Linked DNA regions of Homo sapiens: region 2 is linked to region 1. A link is a contact called in ENCODE Hi-C or POLR2A ChIA-PET data. All regions are on one chromosome and are shown on one strand. The core of a region is the stretch at or near the end of the contact, and the rest is flanking DNA. Distances in the headings are between cores, read along the strand shown. Region 1 overlaps TTLL11 (tubulin tyrosine ligase like 11). Region 2 overlaps TTLL11 (tubulin tyrosine ligase like 11).

Region 1 (3,607 bases), core at 408-2,907:
CTGAACTTTGTTTACTTCAAAGCCAGATGTTTTTGCTATTTTAAGATATAAGCTAAAGGTCCCTTTCAGTAACCAAAGGGAACATGAGAGCAAAGGAAGAAAAAACTGACTGTGGAGTCTTCCCCACGTCCCCTTCCCATGAGAGCTCAAACACCACACACCTCTTGCTTGGAGAGGGAGATCTAAGAATGGCATTGTTTATTATCTGACATATGCTGAGTGCTCTTTGACCAAAATAAGAAACATTTCTTCCACTGCTTGATGAGCTACATGCCTGCCTCCTGAGCTATGTGCCCAGCTCCGGGGGCTGCCTTGGGTTGACTTGCTATATACCCAAAGCCACAGTCTCCAGAATCAGACAAACTGGGCTTTCAATCTGCGCTTGGTCACTTGCTAGCTAACCTCAGGGAAGTTAGGCAACTTCCTCCAAGCCTCAAGTTCATCAGGTGTAAAGTGGAGATAATAATGGTGCCTGCCTCCTGGAAACCTTGGGATGGATGAAATGAAACAAAACACGGAAAGCGCTCAGGGCCATGTCTGCCTGTGGAAAATGCTCAGGAAGCGGGTCTGCCCCTAGTGTGATCCCATTGCTCCTACTGCACTACTTTCTCGGGAAGTGCTTCTGGGGCACCTACCCCTGCCAGCTGCTCTGCAGGTGCTGGGGACAGAGATGGGAAGAAGGGCCTGCCTCACAGCCAGATGAGAGGGTCAGGACGTGGCCGCAACAGACTCTCCCTTGGTGGCTGACAGAGTGCCAGGCCCTCCTCATCCCACCCTGGCGACAGTGGGGACAGTGAGGCTGGGGAAGACAGAGGAAATGTGGTGCTGGCAGCCTCGTCCATGGCTGTGTGAAGCAGGAGCCCTGCCTGCTCCCATCACTTACAGGCCTGTGCCGGCCCCCAGCTGCCTGCAGTCACTGGTCTCACAATTCCAACCCCAGGGGAGGACATTGGCGCATTTCAGGGCCTTGAGAGCTGGACCCCTGTCCACTCTGCATCCCCACTCATCACTAGCCTCACACTCACTCCAGCCAGAATGGCCGGCCCCCTCAGGCCCCCACCTCTGCAGGAACCCCCTCTCCTTGCTCACCACCACCCCCCAGGTCCCCTCCCTCACAGAGCCTCCCCCAGTGCTCAGGCTGGGCCCAGTACCGTCTCACCTGCTCCGCAGCACCCAGCGCTGCCCTTGACCACAGCACACATTGAGTACTGTGAAAGGGCCTGGACATCTGCCCCCGACATGAGGCCAACATCCAGGAAACAGAGCTGTTCCCGCCTGCATGAGGCCAAGCACTGAGACTGGCATCTAGCAGGTGCCCTGCTACACATGTCCCATGGACCAGGGCTCAGCCGCGGCAACCCACCAATCCCATGGGTGTCTGAGCCTCATGACCATCTCTCAGCAAAATCCCTCAGTCACCGACTGCGAGTCATCTGACGCCTCTGCTCACATCGGCTGGAGTAAGCCCCAGCTGAAATGTATTTGGTTAACGATGCACTGAAATATTGAAGAGTATTTTCATTTGGAATGTTGAGCGCAGTCTCCTTTATACATAAACATGGCTTGCCCCCTCCCCCTGAAATACAGGAGGCCTCGGATAAGTAGGCCAGTTTCACGCAGCGCCTCGTGCGAGGTGTCTGGCACGAACGATGTTCTTCAGCCTTGAAATTATCTCGCAGTCAGATGGGCCTCTCTGGATGTGTGCCCTACACGCTTACAAAATAGTTGGCGTCAGAATTATTTTTAATAAAAGCAAGAGAGCCAGCAGAGATGCCGGCTCAACCTCCCCCTCGCTCACCCAGACCCTGATCTCCCAGGCCTGCTAAAGCCACTTCTGCACCCGTAGTGCCACCAGACTAGGTGGAGTCACACCCGCTGCCCCTTTGTCGGGCGAGTGCCTGTCCTTCCTCATCCTCAGTCACCTTGAGGGTGGAGAGAATAGGATCTCTGCCCATCGTCTGGCCCCACCCCCCAAAAACAGACAAAGGGGAGAAAGCTGAATTCTTTTTGATGTAGGCCTCCCCTCTCCCTACACTTGTTGCCCACCATCCCCAGATCTTGTAGGAACAGCAGCCGCAGGATCCAGTGTTGTGTAGAAAGCCGGCAGCTGAGTTAGACAGGCCGGGTTTCAATACTCTGCTACCTTCCCTCGGGAAGCCCTGAGAGGGGGCACTGCACCTCTGGGAGCCTCAGTGTCCTTTGAAATGGGGCAATGACATCTACCTTGGGGCACTGTCAGGATTTAGTGATAAAGTATGCACCTGGCCCAAACAGTAGCTTTTTCTCTGTCTAACCACCACCATCCTTCCTGGTGGGTGTGTGTGTCACAGATTACAAACCATTTCCAAAGTCACTTGTCCACACAGTGCACACACTCCCAGTGAGCTCTACCGTGACCCTATATACAGAGGAGGAAACCAAGGCTCAGAGGGCTAGAAACAGCTCCACAGGCAGGCAGGGGCAGAACAGGGGCCAGCCCCGAGTCTCAGTCCTGGTCTGCCTTGCGCAGTGACAACCGTCACAGGCACATGAAGATGTGAGCCCCGTCCCGGCCCTCAAATTCTCCCAGGCCTGAGAATTGGGCAGAGCTGTGTTTAGTAGGATGGTCTGGCCCTTGGTCTTGGCTAAGCCTGGCGTTAACAACAACAGCATGTCCAGGGAGCTCTCGGGGCTGTGAGGGCTTCCCCCCCACCACTCCTCTCATCCATCCGTTCCTCCCACAGCCTGGAGCAGGCAGTAAATTGTTTGCACACACTTTATTGTTGCAAAACACAGCACTCAGTGCTCCCAACTGCACTGAGGGGAGGAATTTCTCTTATTCCAGATTTAGAGCTGTGGAAATAAGGATGGGACGGGTTAGGGGCCACCTCCAATAGCCCCTGCAGTGCTCAGGCTGAGACCCAGGTCTCCTGACTGTATCTTCTCCAGCAGGCTCTCTCCTAATGCAACTGCCGGTGATTGACGCCAACACCAGCTACATTTATCAAGCACCTAACACAGGCCAGGTGCTGTAAAAGCCTTTTTTAAAAAATTAATAGGCTTAATATTTTTAGAACATATAGTTACAGAAAAAATTGAGCAGATAGTACAGAATTCCCATGCACTCTCCCATTCCCATGCACACAGTTTCCTTATAACACCATCTTGCATGATTGTGCTGTTATAATTAATGGAAAAACCTTGGTATATTATGATCGACTCAAGTCTGTAGTTTGCATTAAGGTTCACTCTTTGTGTTGTACAGTTCTGTGGGATTTGACATTTGACAAATGTAGCCACCATTACAGTGTAATACAGAATAGTTTCACTGCCCTAAAAATTCCCTGTGCTCCCCCTGTTCAGCCCTCCCCTCCGTGAGCGCCTGATCTTTTTACTCTCTATAGTTTAGCCTTTTTCAGAAAGTCATATTGTTGGAATCATATCGTATCTAGCCTTTTCAGACTGGCTCTTTTCACTTAACAATATGCATTTAAGGTTTCTCCATGTCTTTTATGGCTTGCCAGCTCATTTCTTTTTATCTCTGAATAATAGTCCATTGAACAGATATGCCACAGTTTGTTCGTCTATTCACTGACTGAGATACACCTTGCTTGCTTCTAGTTTTTGG
Region 2 (3,607 bases), core at 579-3,078, 43 kb before region 1:
ATGAGAGTTGCTTGAACCAAGGAGGCAGAGATTGCAGTGAGCTGAGATTGCATCACTGCACTCCAGCCTGGGTGACAGAGCTAGGCTCCATCTCAAAAAAAAAAAAAGAATAGAAGAAAGAGAGGGAAGGGAAGGAGAGGAGAAAAGAGAAGGGAGAAAGGGAGAAGAAGGAAAAACATCCATTTGATGGGGAGAAATGCAGTGAAATGAGGGAAAACACAGCAGCAGAGGCTGTGCCCGGTACAGTCAGGACCAAGGGGAAACTGAGTACCCAGGGATGCATCAGAATGGAGACATGGGCAGAGAAAGCTTCCCTGAGGAGGTGGCCTTTAAGGGCTCTCCTGCAATTGAGAACACCCTCCCGGGGCAGTTGGAGACTTCGCGCGCGCGTGTGTGTGTGTGTGTGTGTGTGCCTGGAGGGAAATGCCTGGGAAGGTGGGCTTGTGGGATGCGGGGTAGCCAAGAGTCGACATTCAGCAGGGACTTGCAGAGTGGGCTGGAATCCTGGTGAGAAGGGAAAATTAGATCAATCTGGAGTCATCGCAGAGATGATGGCCGGAGCACTGATGAGGCTGAGTATCTGGAGAGAAGAGAGAGAAAAATGAGCCGAAGCCAGGGCCTGAAGAATGACCGCAGCCCCCAGAAGAGGCAACAACGAAGAGCGGCTCAGGCTGCTCAGGTTTGAGCCTCAGTTCTACCGCGTGCTAGCTGTGTGATCTCGAGTGAGGTGCTTAACCTCTCTGGGCCTGTGTCCTGCCTGGCAGGCTTGTTATGAGGTCTAAAAGCACCCAGTGGATATCCGCTGTGGAAAACCAGTATGGTTTTATTTTTTCATAACTGGAAAAAAACTACTGCAAGCACATAGCCTCTGTGTGGGGGTGAGCCATGCCTTCTCTCACAAAGGTCCCCCTTTTGATCTTTTCCTGTGTGTGCATGGCTGGCTGGCTGACATTCTTAGTCATTCAGGTTTCCTTAATAAGTCTATTGACTGCTAGACTGTTAGGTCAAACGCAAATTAATGTGGCCTGAATCAAATTTGTGGAATAGGTGATTGGTTGACACTGACTTTGCAGAGCCAGTTTGGGAAGCGGTCATAAGGAAAAGACCTACAGCTGACTCGAGGCGTGGTCTGTAGTGCGCGGCTGGTTCGTGCCTCGGATCCCTGTACGCGTTTTTCTTTTGGCGTGGGATGGCCATGACACCCACAAACAGATCCCCATTCCCAGGCTAGCCGCAGCATCGTTTCCGAAATGATCTCGGCTGGAACAGCCTGTTCCTCTTGCGGCGGGTGAAGGAGGTGCTTCCTCCCGCCTCAGGGCCAGGGTCTGCGTAGTCATCCCTGCCGCCCCGCCGCCAGGACCCCGCACTGAAGTTCAGGCACCTGCAGATGGCCTCCTGCACGCCCATCTATGCAACCTCGGACCCAGAAGTGTGAGTCCTGACTTATGTCCCGACCCGGGAGAAGTGTGAGTTCCGAATCATGTCCCGATTTCCAGGAGAAAGAGGGCCTTGGAGTCGAGACATGAGAGGGAAGAGGTAGGAGAGAAAGTGACACCGAAGAGGTTGGGCACCAAGACTGTGTGTGAGATGGGAGAGCTGAGGGCAGCAGCTGGGGCTGTGGAACTGACCTCCAGGAGTGTTAAGAGGAAGATGACTAAAAGTGAAGGGCTGAGGGGTGGGTTCCTGGCCCACAGTTGGGAACTCTAGGCTAAAGCCACCTAGCCCCGGAAAGGGGAGCCCGTGTTGGGCGCCGTAAGAAATGTGTCTATTCTTTCTAGATTAATCTGCTGCGCTGGACCAAGGTGGAACCATTCCCAGCATTCCGTGTCTTGGGTGGGAGCCAGAGGCAGAATTTAACGGCTCCTGCTTACTCAGTTAGAGATAACAGAACCTGTAGATGGCGGAGCACACACACTCAAAAACACACACAAACACACACAACCAAACGGGCACACACAGATACAATGACACACAGCCACACAAATGTACACAACCACACATTCATACACACACACAACCACACATACACACTCACACAAAACACCCACCACAGACACACACCCACACCCACACACCCACACCCACACAAACACACCCACACAGACACACCCACACATCCACACAAAGGGACACACACAGATACAATGACACACAGTCACACAAACCCACACAACACATTCATACACACAACCACACATACACACATACACAAACACACAAAACACCCGCACATCCACAGACACACACACACCCACACACTAACACAAAACAATAACACACAACCACACGGACGCACACAGATACAATCACACACAGTCACACAAACCCACACAATCACACATTCACACAGACACACATAAACACACACAACCACACATACACACACACTCATAAGCACACATGACCACATGTTCACACAGACACACATACACAACCACACACAGTCACACAAACACACAACCACACAGACACACACATATGTACAACGAAACACACAGTCACAGTCACAGTCATACAAACACAAAACTACACACAACCACACACACTAACACTCATACAACCACACATTTACACAACCACACAAACGTGCACAGACACACACGCAGCGCACACTCATGCACACACAGTCACACAAACACACAATCATACAACCGCACATCACACAATACACACACACGCACACAGCCACACAAACACAACTCTGTGCACACACTCACATACACAAACACAGCTACACAAACACACACAAACATAGCTCACACAGACACACACACACAAATGAGGTTCATTGTGAACATTATCTGCAGCAAAGCAAAACGTTCCAGACATCTTTTCAAGATGAAAGAGAGAAGGATTCTGAAAACTCTGTAGGGAGTGAAGTGTGGAAGCTCATTGTTACTACATTTAAGACATGTAAGATAAAGATATATCTTTATTTAGTCCCCTGTCTTTATCTTTTCATTTAAACGAGCATAGGACGTGGCTAAAAAGGCTTTAATCAGTTTATTCCTGTCGTTGGTCCCACCTCCCCTGACCCCCGCTGACTTTTCTTCTCAACCATGAATTCTCCCATCTTAACGTTTTTAGGGATTGGACCTTGAGGGTCCAATTTTTTAACCCTTTTTTAAAAAAATTATACTTTAAGTTCTGGGATACACGTGCAGAAGGTGCAGGTTTGTTACATAGGTATACAATGTGCCATGGTGGTTTGCTGCACCCATCAACCTGTCATCTACATTAGGTATTTCTCCTAATGCTATCCCTCCCCTAGTCCCCACCCCCCGACAGGCCCTGGTGTGTGATGTTCCCCTCCTTGTGTCCATGTGTTCTCATTGTTTCAACTCCCACTTATGAGTGAGAACTTGTGGTGTTTGATTTTCTGTTCCTGTGTTAGTTTGCTGAGAATGATGGTTTCCAGCTTCATCCATGTCTCTGCAAAGGACATGAACTCTTCCCTTTTTTATGGCTGCATAGTATTCCATGGTGTATATGTGCAACATTTTCTTTATCCAGTCTATCATTGATGGGAATTTGGGTTGGTTCCAAGTCTTTGCTATTGTGACTAGTGCTGCAATAAACATATGTGGTGTGCATGTGTCTTTATAGT

What was found. A loop is a pair of places that touch in the nucleus more often than their neighbours do. ChIA-PET counts read pairs that join two places held with the same protein, here RNA polymerase II (POLR2A).
Region 2: a loop to region 1 is called in a map of breast epithelium, with 27 times the contacts of the local background. The contact joins two enhancer-like sites. A Hi-C loop is called at or near these places in 4 of 168 maps with a recorded cell type or tissue (breast epithelium, endothelial cell of umbilical vein, esophagus muscularis mucosa and 1 more). POLR2A ChIA-PET finds 5 or more read pairs at or near these places in 4 of 52 experiments (AG04450, OCI-LY7, WTC11 and 1 more).

The regions. Positions count from the first base shown.
Region 1 is chr9:121,850,921-121,854,527 of GRCh38, reverse strand. The region is part of intron 8 of TTLL11 (tubulin tyrosine ligase like 11); the gene reads left to right. Among named protein-coding and RNA genes, the nearest start is that of DAB2IP, 200 kb to the right of the region's middle. Within about 2 kb of position 1,657, at least 12 of the 41 ENCODE cell types and tissues checked have a DNase peak (open chromatin) inside an H3K27ac peak, as active enhancers do; they include ovary, where a contact is called at or near this core.
Region 2 is chr9:121,894,424-121,898,030 of GRCh38, reverse strand. All of the region lies in intron 6 of TTLL11 (tubulin tyrosine ligase like 11), which reads left to right. Among named protein-coding and RNA genes, the nearest start is that of TTLL11, 200 kb to the left of the region's middle. RefSeq lists an enhancer at 394-1,083. Within about 2 kb of position 1,828, at least 6 of the 41 ENCODE cell types and tissues checked have a DNase peak (open chromatin) inside an H3K27ac peak, as active enhancers do; they include ovary, where a contact is called at or near this core.